Regions from separate parts of the Homo sapiens genome. Here region 2 is linked to region 1. A link is a loop called in an ENCODE intact Hi-C map of the cell type or tissue named here. Cell type or tissue: Calu3. All regions are shown on one strand.

Evidence for each region. A loop is a pair of places that touch in the nucleus more often than their neighbours do. Peaks named below come from ENCODE experiments on the same cell type or tissue, not always from the same donor. Only the 100,000 strongest peaks of a DNase experiment are listed, where the experiment ranks them.
Region 2: it touches region 1 in a loop (2.8-fold over the local background); 6 of 110 quality-filtered maps call a loop at or near these places.

Annotation. Positions count from the first base shown.
Region 1 is chr1:196,739,578-196,747,577 of GRCh38, forward strand. CFH (complement factor H) reads left to right here. Exons shown (of 22, transcript NM_000186.4): 18 at 1,042-1,215; 19 at 2,298-2,474; 20 at 3,875-4,051; 21 at 6,240-6,422; 22 at 7,534-7,927. The coding sequence ends at 7,736. Among named protein-coding and RNA genes, the nearest start is that of CFHR3, 31 kb to the right of the region's middle. In Calu3, a CTCF peak has its summit at 3,850 (motif pointing right); no DNase peak of the experiment used is centred here.
Region 2 is chr1:197,142,328-197,150,327 of GRCh38, forward strand. ASPM (assembly factor for spindle microtubules) reads right to left here and starts at 4,342. Exons shown (of 28, transcript NM_018136.5): 1 at 3,814-4,342; 2 at 1,630-1,773; 3 at 4-1,483. The coding sequence starts at 4,110. RefSeq lists a silencer at 3,847-4,026. In Calu3, no CTCF peak of the experiment used is centred here; DNase peaks (open chromatin) are centred at 3,884, 4,044 and 4,414.

The DNA of each region.
Region 1 (8,000 bases):
TTCATTGTCCATATCACTGTGAGTATTTTGGTCAAAGCCATTCAACAAGCCTCTAGGAAGTGCCAAACTTTCCCACATCTTGTCTTCTGAGCCGTCCAACTCCCTAGGAAGTTCCAAACATTTTAACATTCTCCTGTCTTCTTCTGACCCCTCCAAATGGTTCTAACCCCTGCCTGTTATCCAGTTCCAAAGCTGCTTCCACATTTTTGGTTATCTTTACAGCAGCACCCTACTCTCTGCAGTACCAATTTACTGTATTAGTCTGTTATCATGCTGCTATAAAGAACTACCCAAGACTGCATAATTTATAAAGGAAAGAGGTGTAATTGACTCACAATTCCACATGGCTGGGAGGCCTCAGGAAACTTACAACCCTGGTGGAAGGGTAAGCAAACATGTCCTTCTTCACATGATGACAGGAAGGAGAAGTGCAAAGCAAAGACAGAAAAGCTCCTTATAAAACCATCAGATCTCAGGAGAACTCACGCAGTATCATGAGAACAGCAGCAGAGGAAAAATCGCCCTCATGATTCAATTTTCTCCCACCAGGTCCCATCCACAACACGTGAGGATTATGGCAATTGCAATTCACGATGAGATTTGGGTGGGGACACAGCTAAACCTGTTCTGCAAGTTGTCATGTTTGCTTTGCCACTATGTTTTAAAACTTCTTTTACATTCTTCCCACAATGCCCCTTCTTATTTCCTACAATATATTATGTTTTACCTGGAATCGTTAACTCTCAATGTGTATCTTATTATCACTAGTAAGTTTACAGAGGCATTGTTTACCAGGCATAGATGATCTCTTTCTGAAATGTATTGCTATTTTTAGTTTCAAGTCCTTCTTCAGTTGGTGACAGTCCGATAGACAGACAGACACCAGAAGGCTAGTTTTAGGAAACATTTGTGTTACTTCTCTGTGATGTCATAGTAGCTCCTGTATTGTTTATTTTCAAATAAAACTACTTAATATTAAAACAGGCATATAAAATTAAATTTATGAGTTAGTGAAACCTGAATTCATTCTTTTTTTTTTAGGCCTTCCTTGTAAATCTCCACCTGAGATTTCTCATGGTGTTGTAGCTCACATGTCAGACAGTTATCAGTATGGAGAAGAAGTTACGTACAAATGTTTTGAAGGTTTTGGAATTGATGGGCCTGCAATTGCAAAATGCTTAGGAGAAAAATGGTCTCACCCTCCATCATGCATAAGTATGGTGCATTGAATTTTATTATATGTATGATAAATATTCTTCATTCAAAGTGTAAGTGGTACCAATAAGAAAGTAAACAGGGACTCTAGAAATTCATAAGGTTTTCTTGAATATTCTGGACTGCTGTGGGAAATTATAGCTGTAGTAATTAAAACATTTGACATTATAAGCCAAATTAGTTCATTTTCACATCATCTTGTGTGAACTTTAAGCATCCTCTGATGTATATTCTCAGACTTCTCATCTCTGTTCTTAGGGCACAGCTGCCTCTACTCATCAATCTCCACATTATTCAATCTTCTGTCAGTTTATCAACAATCTGCCTATAAGTACATTTTCTGAAATATTTTAAAAAATCATTATAAGTATTTCACATTTGATAGAAGCAAAAAATTTGGAAATGCACACACAATATAGGTGGTGTATTATTCCGTTTTCACACTGCTGTAAAGACCTTCCTGAGACTGGGTAATTTATAAAAGAAAAAATTTTAATTGATCACAGTTCCTCATGACTGAGGAGGTGTCATGAAACTTACCATTACCGCTGAAGGGGAAGCAGGCACCTTCTTCACAAGGTGGCAGGAGAGAGAGGAGTGAGTGAAGGAGGAACTTCTAAACAGTTATTAAATCATCATATCTTGTGAGAACTCACTCACCATCGTGAGAACAGCATGTGGGAAACTGCCACCATGATCCAATCACTTCCCACCAGGTCTCTCTCTCAACACCTGGAGATTATTATTCAAGATGAGATTTGGGTGAGGACACAAAGCCTAACCATATCAGGTGGCAAGTATGGACAAAAATAATGTGAACAAAAAAATGTGTAATCTCAATTGCTACGGCTACCAATATTTCTTCAGTCTTCTAATATCATTTCTATCTTGTATTTTTAATAGATTTAGAAGAATTTAATGTAATTAAGACAAAATGGCTAATATATTTTCTCAAGTTATAAGAAAAATGTTGTACAGTATTCATTGATTCTATATATCGCTATTTTAGAATCCATTACATGTATTGTATGTAACCTATTTTTAAAGATTTGCGGAACAAATACATATTTTTCCTATTTCAGAAACAGATTGTCTCAGTTTACCTAGCTTTGAAAATGCCATACCCATGGGAGAGAAGAAGGATGTGTATAAGGCGGGTGAGCAAGTGACTTACACTTGTGCAACATATTACAAAATGGATGGAGCCAGTAATGTAACATGCATTAATAGCAGATGGACAGGAAGGCCAACATGCAGAGGTACTTTGGTGAATTTTCAAAATTTATTTATATAATGTGTGGGCCCAGCCCAGTGGCTGGCGCCTGTAATCCCAGCACTTTGGGAGGCCGAGGTGGGCGGATCACTTGAGGTCAGGAGTTCGAGACCAGCCTGGCCAACATGGTGAAAACCCGTCTCTACTAAAAATACAAAAAAATAGTGGGGCATGGTGACATGCATCTGAAGTCCCAGCTACTTGGGAGACTGAGGCAGGAGAATCGCTTGAACCAGGGAGATGAAGATTGAAGTGGGCCAAGATCGTGCCACTGCACTCCACCCAGGGTGACAGAGTGAGATTCCGTCTCAAAAAAATAAATAAACCTGAAATAAATAAATATATAAGTACAATTTATTTATATAGAGTGTTTTGGGAATAAAATATAGAATTGTCTCTAACATCATTAAAATGGACATAAATTAAGTTTTTACGGCAGGACAAAGTAGTCGTATGCCTAAAAATAAAAAGATGGAACTGAGTATTTGATGATTAATCTTAGCTCAATAGTTCTCAAAGTGTGGTCGCTAAACCGGTAGCATCATCATCTTCTTGGAGATTGTTTGAAATGAAAATAAAATTCCGTAAGCTCATTCTAGACATCCAGAATCAAAAGTCTCAAAGTAAAACCCTGAAACTGTTTTACCAACACCTCCAGGGAATTCTATTTACACTTCCGAGTGAGAAGCATTGCTATAGTCTATTCACTACACATGGATATGAAACTCTCTGATGAATTTTGCATTGTTCAGCATAATATCCTTAATCATTGGCAATTAAATTATCTGAGGTTATTTTTATTATTATAGGCTTTTTAAAAAAATTTTTCCACATCTCCAATTTGGATCCTTTGATTAACCATTCTTCCTCCTTTTAACTTGGGTAATTTTCAAAATGTGTTTTTAATTCTTTGCTTATTCGCTAAGAAAATGCCTATTTGAGTTTATTTTTAAGAGGCTAAAATGTATAAGCAGGATGATTGCAAACAAAAATCTGGTATCACATAATCTATTTATGCTGACTTTTTGCATTTTATAAATTAATGTTAAATAAATAGAACTGGTAATATTTGTTTACTCAAACTCAAAGAGAGATATCCAGGAAAACTTTCGTTTACACTGGCTTCCAGAAGGGAAAAATAAAGGTCTATCAGTGTTCTAGCGAAGGATGAAGAAGAAATTTAAAACATCAACGCTTGTACCTTACAAAAAATAGTTTCATGTCTTTTCCTCAATATTACATTTAAATTTATTAAAATCAACAAAATATTTGATGAGATTGTCTACTTATTTTAAATTCGTCTTGAAATATATTTGTAACTGTTATCAGTTGATTTGCTACTCAAAATGAACACTAGGTGGAACCACTTCTTTTTTTTCTATTCAGACACCTCCTGTGTGAATCCGCCCACAGTACAAAATGCTTATATAGTGTCGAGACAGATGAGTAAATATCCATCTGGTGAGAGAGTACGTTATCAATGTAGGAGCCCTTATGAAATGTTTGGGGATGAAGAAGTGATGTGTTTAAATGGAAACTGGACGGAACCACCTCAATGCAAAGGTAGAGTATTATATTTCTTTTAACATTTTGGGGGAGTATAGCAGGGTTAAAATATGTTGATTTAAACAAAATGAAGTCATTTTTATTAATAGATTTTTCAAATGCAAATAAAATGACTGATGGTGCTTAAAATTCAATTCTTCCTGTGAACAGAACACAAGTAATAGGGTATATTATTTTCCAGAAAGATTCGACCAAATTGAGAGTTGGAACCTGAAAAACAATACTTTTTAAGCATTACAACACTTAGTTCCTTCTCAGGAATACGTGTAATAAAAGATACATTATGTGCATTTGACAGCCATAAGTGATGTGCATTCTAAGATATGGAATAGGCAGTTGAAGAGAGATCATAGACTGTGATATAAATGTGGGCATCTTCAGTATATGGATTATATTTAAAGGTGTGTGACTGACTGTATTTATAAAAAGAAGTCCGAGCACATAGTCCTGGGTCATTCTAATATAAAGAGATGAAATAAGGGAAACCAAAAAAGGAAATTGTATCTTACTCACCTTTATGTTTTAAAATTAATGTTTTTCTGTATTTTTTTTTTCACTATTTTACTTAGACTCTACCTATGTTTATTATTGAAGTGAGTTTTTGTAGACAGCATATAGTTGGGTCATGTTTACATATCCATTCATCCTTTCATGGCCTGTTAACTGGTGCACTTGGACCATTTACACTTAAAATAATTATTGATATATAGGACTTAAATCTCTGTCGTTTATTTGTTTCTGCCTGTTTCCTCTGGGTTTCAGTCCTATTTCCCTATTCCTCCATTCCCTGTAGGGAAATTATTAAGGAGATTAATTTCGATTCATATGTATTGTTTTCCATTCTATCTCTTTGTATAGCTTTTCTCCTCCTTTTAAAAAGTTGTTGCTCTAGCTAATACTATATATGTAATAATATATTACTGTCTACTGGCACTGACATTTAAATCTACAACTGGAATATGGAAACCTTACTTTCATGTAGATCCATTTACACTCTCCACGTTGTAAGTATAAATGCCACTAGTATTTTCTCTGCATACATTGAGCTCCATATTAAACTCACTTGCTTCAAATATCGAACATAATTGAAAAAACTTATGAGGAAAAAGATATCCTGTTATATTGACTCCTCTGTTTATCCATTCTATTTTTCTATTTTTTCAGGATCCTAAAGTCTCAAGCTCTTTCTTTTATCTGTTTTATTTTAATTTGAAGAATTCCTTTAGTTAATCTTTAGGCATAGGTCTACTGGAGACAAATTCCCTTGGTATCCCTTTCTCTGAGAATGTCTGTATTGATCCCCTTACTTGTAAAAGATCGTGTCACTGGATATCAAATTTGGAGTTGACAGTTCTTTGAACACTTGAAAACCGTGCCACATGGTTATAGATGAAAAACTCAGCATCATTTGAATTGTTGATCCCCTCGAGGAAAAGCATAGTTTTTGTCTAGTTGCTTTCAAGGTATTTTTTTCTTTTTTTAAAGTAGTTTTATTTTAATGTATATTGGTATAAATTCCAATGTTTTTATCCTCTTTGGAGTTCACTCAGCTTCTTAAATATAAGTTTATACCTTATGGTCAAAATGGGAAGTTTTCAGGCATCATTTTATTTATTCATTTTTCCAGCCCAATATCCTTTCTCTTCTTTTTCTGCATCGGCATTATTTGTTGTTGTATTTTTCTGAATGTCTCAGTTCAGTTTTTTGTTTTCAGTTTATTTTCAGAGTGGGTAATTTATATTGCTGTATGTTCAAGTTCATGGATTTATTTGTCTGTCAGCTCCCCATGTATTATTAAGTATATTCAGTGTTTTTAAAAAATTTTTGTCATACTTTTCCATTTTATAATTCCTATGGGATTTTTCGAATATGAAATAAGAAACTTCCTTTGTCATAGTTTTCTATGTTTAGCATGTATTCATTCGGAAAGACATTTCTTAATCCTGGTCTACCATAAGCAGCAATATTTGTTAATGTTTTATGTGTTCTTTCAGTACGGAGAAAAGAACTTAAATATATTACTTTCAGTTTAAAGGGTTAAAATTTCTTCCAGGACTCATTTCTTTCACCAGAAATCACAAAACTGTTGATATTATATACAGTGCTGTGTTTGCGTTTGCCTTATTTGAACTTGTATTTTGATTTGCTCTCACAACAAATCAAGTGATGAAATGATGTTTTTTAGATTCTACAGGAAAATGTGGGCCCCCTCCACCTATTGACAATGGGGACATTACTTCATTCCCGTTGTCAGTATATGCTCCAGCTTCATCAGTTGAGTACCAATGCCAGAACTTGTATCAACTTGAGGGTAACAAGCGAATAACATGTAGAAATGGACAATGGTCAGAACCACCAAAATGCTTACGTAAGTACTTTAATATTCACGTGGCTGGAAAAATCTCTGTGATGAGTCTGATATTTCACTGTTTGTAACAAAATACTCACAGATTATTGAACAACCATTCTGCTGAATGCTTGCCTACCAAATATTTCTGTCAGAAAGTAAAGTTTAGAAATTTTTCTCTTTAGGGCTGGGTGCGGTGGCTCACACCTGTAATCCCAGCACTTTGGGAGGCTGAGGCGGGCAGATCACGAGGTCAGGAGATTGAGGACCATCCTGGCTAACACGGTGAAACCCCGTCTCTACTAAAAATACAAAATAATAATAATAACCGGCATGGTGACGGGCACCTGTAGTCCCAGCTAGTCGGGAGTCTGAGGCAGGAAAATGGCGGGAACCCGGGAGGCGGAGGTTGCAGTGAGCCGAGTTCGCGCCACTGCACTCCAGCCTGGGTGACAAAGCGAGACTCCGTCTCAATAAAAACAACAAAAAAAGTAATTTTTCTCTTTATATTTATATTTTATTTTAAAGCATTTAGTTGACAAATAAAAATATATTTTGATGTTTGACAATATGTTGTTTTGATATATTTATGCTACAAAGATTACCACAAATTAATTAGCACATTCTTCATCACCTATGCTTAGCATTGGGTGTAGGTGGGTGTGTGAGTATGTGTGTGTGTGTTTGTGGTGAGGACACTTAAAATCTGCTTTCTTACCAATTTTCAAATAAACAATACAATATTATTAGCTCTAAATATCACTAGATCTCTATGTTTGATTCCAAGTTCTTATTCATATTATAGCTGAAAGTTTGTACTCTTTGACCAATATCTTAATCAAAAGCAGCAATGATAAGTTCTAAAACGCAGGGATCCTAAAATGACAACTGATGTAATGAATCATTGATAATACACCCCTAATTCTCATACATTAAACATCGAACCTCATTTTCACATCGATTACCATTCTAAGTTTATTCAAATCAATATGATGTTTCTACATAGTTGGTTTGGATAGTGTTTTGAGAAATAATTCCTGAACCATCATATAACATTCTACTTGAAAACCTGAAAGTCTATGAAGATTTGCATACTACTTAATGTTTTATGTTTACTGTTTTTTATTTTCAGATCCGTGTGTAATATCCCGAGAAATTATGGAAAATTATAACATAGCATTAAGGTGGACAGCCAAACAGAAGCTTTATTCGAGAACAGGTGAATCAGTTGAATTTGTGTGTAAACGGGGATATCGTCTTTCATCACGTTCTCACACATTGCGAACAACATGTTGGGATGGGAAACTGGAGTATCCAACTTGTGCAAAAAGATAGAATCAATCATAAAGTGCACACCTTTATTCAGAACTTTAGTATTAAATCAGTTCTCAATTTCATTTTTTATGTATTGTTTTACTCCTTTTTATTCATACGTAAAATTTTGGATTAATTTGTGAAAATGTAATTATAAGCTGAGACCGGTGGCTCTCTTCTTAAAAGCACCATATTAAATCCTGGAAAACTAACGGTTGTGTCCAGTTCATAAAATGTTTGTGGCAAGAAATTAGACGCAATTTTTCAGACTTTATTTCTGTTCAT
Region 2 (8,000 bases), 400 kb after region 1:
CACCAGTTTTCTTCTTCAGGTTTAATTTCTCTCTGTTGCTAATACGTTTTGAGATGGGTGTTGTCACATTTTTTGTTTTCTTAACAGCTGATGTTTTAGGCTCTGAGGGAGAAAAATGGATTCTTTTGATTTCTCGCACTTCTGTATGTTCTGTAATTGCAACTCTCACATTTGCATCTTCCATGCTTCCATCGCTCTTTCTTTTCCGAGCAACTGAAGCTGTTGTCGAAGAGGGTGTTACCTCGTTTTTATAACTCTTAGATTTACTTAATATTGGATCTATAATTGGAAGATAAGAATGAAAATCTTCTTTTTCCTTTTGATTATTTATTACTTTTTCATGTTCACCCACTGCACTGTTGAGACATCTTTTTGCTTTTGGTTTATTAATCTCAGTTTGGTTTTCTCTGGTACAGGTGGCCTTCCTTTTAGTAACAGTGGCAGAAAGTATTGGACGTCTCTTAGGTTGTTTATTGTGGCTATGACTAGAAATATCCTGAACTGCAGAAAATTTAGGATTATTTTGTTTTATAAAACTGTAGTAATTTGACTTCATTTCTACTAGTTCTTCAAAAATAGCTTTGGGAGATTTTGAACCCTGACATTCAGGAATACGTGGCGAAACTTCACTTTTTCTCCAATCTTCAGGAGACTGTGGGACTTGAGAATTTTCATTTGATAATGGTACTTTACATGTTTGCTGAGATGTACACATATATGCCATGTTATCTTTTAAAAATTGATTAGGGGATAAAATAGGATTAACTGACTCTGATTCTAGATCCTGATTTAGTCCATAATTATCTTTTATGAAAGAATCTGGACTTAAAATTTTCTGATAAATTTCATGTGCAATTGTTGATTCCAAATGCACAGGCTGTGAATTATCTTTCATAAACATATCTGATGAAAGACATGTTACTAATTCTAGTTCATTATTAGCTCCATGACTATTATTTACAAAAGAATCTGGACTTAGAAAATGTATTTGGCTTTGTGTAATGTTCAAAGTTGAAGAACAGTTGGGGGTAAGACTAAGTTTACTATTCTCTCCTCTTTGGCCATTAACATTTACGGAATTAAAGGAAGTTTCAGTTACAGCTTTCTCATTAAAAGAAACTTTTGAAACGTTGGCACTGTGTACATTTAATAGTTCCCTATTTTCTGATGCATGAAGAGATGAGTAGGTAGTAGATCGACGTACAGAGAGTGGCAAGCAAGTTGCACCATGGCATTCATTGAAAGCAGGGCTAATAGGTGATATGGGTATTTTATTTTCTTCAAGTATTAAAGAATTGTTTTCTGTTGGGGGACCGCCTTCATTCATAGCCAAGTTTTCACAAGCTTGTAGTGGGCTCCTAACTCTGTCAACTTTTTGGGAAACACTAAATGTTTTATTAACATTCTGAATATTTGAAACCCTTCTGTTGTGACTTGTAGAGGCTGAAATTTTCTTCTTTTTAATGGTATCCCAAAGACTCCTCTGCAAAAATAAGGAAAATATACCAATTAAGTTTGTAGCTATTGAATATTAAATAAGCAATATTACTTCAAGCCTGTTATCAAAATAAGTTTTATTTATTATTAAACAATTTCTTAGAGTAAATCACAGAATGGTTAAAACATTACCTTTTTCTTTTTCTGCTCTTCTGCATTTCCTAGTAATATAGCTTGGTGTTTCAGAACATCATTTACAAGAAATGTCATAATCTCTCTTACTCGGCCTTCTTTGAGTGGTGTCCAGTTAACAGAAATAACAATTTTCTCTTTAGGCTATAATCAAAACAATACATTATATAATTACAATAGTAATTACATAATAACCAAAACACCTTATATACAACTTACAATATAGTAGGGCTTAATAATTGTTAACCAACACTCTATATACTAAACATTTAATAAATCAAATATATTTCTCCTACCCTATCTGCTTAATTATAAGAAAAAAAGTCACTAAAAATAACAGGGTTCACAACAAAATAAATAATAAAATCTTAACTGTATTAAAGCAATAGAACAGATAGTCTCTAAATCATTTTGTTTGAGTGGTTTCAAAAGATTTAATTGTACATTTCTAATTTTTAGATGTGTAGAGTACTTCTACTTCAAACACAAGGACCCTGCATTATGAAGACTTTATTTAAAAAGAAATGTAAAGATGATCAGCTAAATTCCTTCTTCCTTACAAATTCCTCTAAGGTCCACATCATCATACTGAGATTTCTTAAACAGGTATTATTGTTCCAGGCATAAGTGCAGGTATCCTGTAAAACTCATTTAATGCTAACATCCCTAGGAAGCAGGTATTATGATTATGCACATTTTACAGATGAAGTAACTAACATCCAGAAAAGTCTGCCAAAGTCACGCAGGTACCTATTAGAACCCAGGCAGTCTAATGCCAGAGTTTGGACTTTAACATCTACACCCCACACCCTGGCAGGTAGACAGAATCTGCCAAATTTAAACGCTGACATGACAAAACAAATTTTGTTTTTCAGGAGAAACAGACAAGTTTCTGTTTTAAAGGAGAAATAATATAACATCATAAACAACTAATTTTAAAAAATAAGAATGGTGCATTTTTACTCTATAAAATAGTTTATTCTAAAAATACCACAAAATTTAGTTCCACATTATAACAAAAAAGAGTAAGTTGAAGTATTATGTGGATAGAAAAGAAATCTGTCTTTCCAAAGAAAGGAAAGCAGGCAGTGATTCATGAAACAGAGGGGCGGGGTGGGTAGGTTCTGAAGTGTAGATAGATGAACCATTGGTGACACACAAGTTAAGGGACCTCAGATTAGAATCTCTTTTTTCTGCCTAATGAAGTGGTTATTAGCCTACTAGTTCAGACCTCCTCGGCTAACGGTTTTCATACTTTTGGTGATTCTACTCAATGGAAAGGTCACAGCAGTCAAAATAAAAACATAAATTCTCCAGTCTTTGGTGAAGGGGATTGGAGCATTACTCTTGCAAATGCAATGCAGTAAAAGAAAGCTACAGGAGTTCTTGAAACAACATTTATAAAATTAAATTTGATGCAGCATTAAAATTACACTTAACAGCAAAGAAAAAAAGGACTAAAATACTAAAGTGTGCATACATACTACACGTATATATTGAAAACAACTCTGAATAGGTTTTTTTGGTTTTTATTGTAGGCATTTAGCCAGAACAAAGCTCACTATTTCACCGGAAAAAAAAACCAGTTACCTCGACTCTAAGGGTACATATGGAAACTAAAATGCATATTAAGATGGCTGATAGAAATTTTAAAAAAAGCTGCTTTAACCAACCAAGGTACTCCTGTCAATCTTAAAAAAGTGTTAAAAAAGTGCATTGTCTATTAATTTAGAACGGCAAGGCTATTTCACAACGCCTTAAGTCTAGTAAAAGTGCTTGTCAATTTAACAGAGAAGTCTATATAACTTGCTCCTAAAGATGCTAAGTGCGCGCGCGTTTATGTGTTGTCCCCGCCCAAGTTAGCGTCTATCCTAGCCTTCAATTAGAGAATATATATATATATATATATATAATATTGACACATATATATATACTCACACACATGTGTATGCGTCAAGGGCCCACCCACAGTTATTGAAAAGGAACTGACTTCACTCTCTAAGGGTCTTTTCTGATTTCTTTTCCAAGAGCCACCCACAGTTATTGAGTGAAAGGGAACTGACTTTATTCTCTAAGGGTCTTTTCTGATTTCTTCTCCAATCGTCAACCTTCCTGAGGAGGGTGGCAGGAAAGATAGCGGAGAAGCAGAACACCGGCCTGGAGCACGCTCCTCCTGAGACCTACCTGCAACACGAAACAGCGCTGCGACACACTGAAGCCCAGGTCCGCGGCCGGGAAGTGGGAGATCTTCACTTCTGCCACCTCCTCGTTAGGGTTGTCTAGGGCCAGAGACAGCGTCCGTGAGGCTCCCAGGAGAACGTCCCCGAAGCAAAGGAAAGGAGACCTGCAGAAGTGGCTGAGAGACAGGACCGGCGGGGAAGACGCCTCCTCCTCGGCCGCGGGGCCCCGCAGCCCCGCGGGCGGCCTCCGCTCGGTCGGGCTCACTTCCCAGCAGCCTCGCCCCACTCGCCGGTTCGCCATGGCAGATTCGAGACCCCTCCTGGATCTCCTTGCCCCGCTCCCACGAGGCGGCTCCGGAGCGGGGATCCGGGACTTACGCTGACCGCTTCCCCTCAGGGGCGGCTGTAGAGGTCGTGGGAGTGAATTCGGCCCTTTTTCTTTTCCACTAACCTACTCCCTAGAAAACAGAAAACAAGCCCAATAAACTCGCAAATTAAAAAGAGGAGCCAAACAAGTATGGCGTTTTGACTCTGTTTAAACTTGCCGCCTCCACCAATGAGGACCTCCGGGCACCGCCCTCCTCGTCACGGGACCAATCGGTGAGCAGCATCCCCTGGCCAATGAGACGGCGGCGCTTCATTTGAATGATTGCATCCGGCCGCCAATCGCTATCTGCGGAGGAGGTGAGAACGGTAGCGGAATCCTGGCCACCGTCTAAAACCCGGGGCTTAGAATTGAAATTCGTCTTTATATTTTTGGTTGTGCTGAAGGGAAGGGAGTCACAGCATTTCCACAATACATGTAGTAATCATTGCGGTTTCCAGGAACAATCATAGATAAAACTGTTACGTAGGCAAAAATTGGTTTATGCCACTCCTCTCATATGCATACCCCGCCCAGAATTATATTAACTTTACTGTCGCGGTTTCCAGGGCTGAATGGTAGAGATGTAAAGATAATTAGTTTGTATGAACATGCTTATTTTAGTGACAACATAGCAGGGACTCAGTACATTTACATGCTGTTAATTACCTCGGGACGCTGGGAGCAAAACCAGGTAAACAAATGAAACCTGAGATTACCAGTAATTCATAAATGATTGTTTTGACTGGCAATGCCCTTCACAAATATCTTATTAGTTTTTATTTCAATTGTAGGGATCTAATAATAATTATAGCTTACATATTAGGGATTTTTTAAATTATTTATTTATTTTGAGATGGAGTCTCGCTCTGTCTCCCAGGCTGGAGTGCAGTGACGTGATCTTGGTTCACTGCAACCTCCGCCTCCCGGGTTCAAGCGATTCTCCTGCCTCAGCCTCCCAAGTAGCTGGAATTAGAGGCGCGCCTCACCACGACTGGCTAATTTTTGTATTTTTGGTAGAGAGGGGAGTTCGCCATGTTGGCCAGGCTGGTCTGGAACTCCTGGCCTCAAGTGATCCGCCTGCCTCCGCCTCGGCCTCCCAAAGTGCTGGGATTACAGGCCTGAGCGGCGCCCGACCCTAGGCTAGGGATTTTTTAAAAATCCTTTACCTATTTATCTCAACCTTTGCCTTAAACCTACGAGGTATCTCTTAGGGCGTAGGTACCATTATTTGTATCTTACAGATGAGGAATACAGGTCATACAGCTAAGTAGGAAGTGGCATAACCCAGATAGGTACACATGCCTGTAATCCCAGCAGTTTGGCCCTAGTCTTGCTCTTACCCACTACACTATATTGCCTCTAAAGGCAGTAGAAAACTTAAAAAATAAAAATAATGTCTGGATGTATGTATGGTTACACAAAACATGTAAAAAGAGAAGTCAATGGGAAATCAAAATAAGGAAGATGAGACATGAAATTATATTCAATGGTGTCCAATTTCACCTGAAGTTGGACCTTAACAATATTTAAACGAAATTTTTCCACTGGGCACGGTGGCTCAAGCCTGTAACCCAGCACTTTGGGAGGCTGAGGCAGGCGGATTCTTGAGGTCAGGGGTTTGAGACCAGCCTGGCCAACATGGCGAAATGCCGTCTCCACTAAAAATAAAAAAATTAGCCAGGCGTGGTGGAGCATGCCTGTAATCCCACCTACCCCGGAGGCTGAGACAGAAGAATCGCTTGAACCTGGGGTGGGGGGTGGGGGCAAGGTTGCAGTGAGCCGAGATCATGGCACTGAACTCCAGCTTGGGCAAGAGAGCAAGACGCTGTCAAAAAAAAAAAAAAAAAAAAAAAAAATTCTTTCATAGAGGCTTAAAAAAAAAAACAACAAAACAAAACCCTGGAGCAGAGCCTCACAAGTCATTTCCAGTTCTCCTCAGCATCTACCCCCCACGACCTCTCCATTAGCTTAGTTAGGCTCCAAAAAATAAAACTTGGACGGAGGAGAGTGCAAGATATGCTGTGGGAGGGAGGAAACAGCCTATACAGCAAAGAGTTAAAAGATTTTGACAGTCTAAGGTGGAATGTAATGGTGTTAGACCAAGAGGACAAATCATAAGGAACAATAAGGCCAAATTTATTGTCATGGGTGCACTTTACCCATTTAATTAATACAATGTCCGAAGTACCTGGGAATGGCTTTAATAGTTTAATAGGTTCACTAATTGAAAACTGAACTCAGTAGTGGTTTACAGTCAGGTAGGTCAAGGCCAGGCACGGTAGCTCATGCCTGTAATTCCAGCACTTTGGGAGGCTGAGACAGGAAGATCGCTTGAGCCCAGGAGTTAAAAACCAGCAACAAAGTGAGACATGGTCTTTATAAAAACAAAAACAAAACAGGCAGTTAGGTCAAAATGCTCAAACTACCTGGCATTCTGTACACGAAGGAGTCCAAAAGCTCAGGAAGATAGGAATGTTGGAGAAAATCTACATGTGCAACCTGCTTGGCCAAGTCACATCTAAACATGCACACCCTCCACCCATTCTCCTTTTACCAAGGTGTTGATAAATGCATTAACTAATAAAAAGGACTCCAGCATCCATGAAAAGACCTGGGTGACTATTTTTTATAGGCCAGAAATGATGATAGAGGATCAATAATGAAAATAGGTTCTCTGATCTCCATGTGAATTATATGATCCACAAGTGGTCAAAGTCGATTGGCACTTAATAGACAAGGTGGTATAGTTCTTACCACAATATGCTAATGGCAGAATTGTAATTAGAGGCAGGGATCTGTGGCAATGGCCAGTTTCTCAAGGGCCCTATAAATAAGATGAGCTATATACTATGGTGCTGCCTAACATATATAGGCAGAGAAATACCACATATGCAAAGCAAAAAACCTAACTGAAGCCAATGTTGTGGCAGTTATGCCTTTTACCCACTTTCCAAACTTAAGACAGTTCATACACCCAAAGCTCCTTGACTAGAAAGAACCCTGCAACACGAATACCATAAATCTTCTCTCAACAATTCCCCAGAGGGAACTGCAGTCATTTACCCACATGAATATGGATTGGGGGCAGGAACTTGACTTCCTAAGGGTTATTAGATAATGAGATAATAGCTCTGCCTTTCTGCTATACTCCAGAATCCTAAAATGTCACTGTGGACCACCAGACATAGTGAGAGCTTCTCAAGAACCGGTGACAGATGGCATCTAAGTCAGAATCTGTCTTACCAAGTGTCCTTTGGATCCACCCATTTCCAGAATATAAAATAGGAACACTTACTGACCACATTCTCACACTGGTTCCTAGATCCAAGGAACAAGGGCAATTATTGGAGAAAGGGCCAAGTGGAAGCCCCTGAAAATCACCATTTTCCCACCACGGCAATTCAGAGATTATTCTGAATACCTGAGAGATGTTGGGATAGTGATTTTGTCCATATACCCACTTTCTCCACTTATTTGGCCAGTGCAAAAGCCAGATAGATTCTGGAAAATGATAGTAGATTATAGCAATTAGGTGATGATGCCAATTATTACACTACAGTTTCAGATGTGTTATTTTTATACACAAATCAACATACCTTTGTCAGCTGGTTTGCAGCTATGAATCAAGCAAAATGCATTTTTCTTGTTTTTCCCCATTCATCCAGTATTGAAAAACCGAAGCACTTTGTACTTAAGTAGTGGTACAATGCTGTAGCATTACTGTCCTGCCTCAGGGCTCGTCAAATTTCCTACCTATACTGTAATATTGTTCAGAGAGACCTGGATCTTAGTATCACACTGGTCCATTATATTGATGACATTTG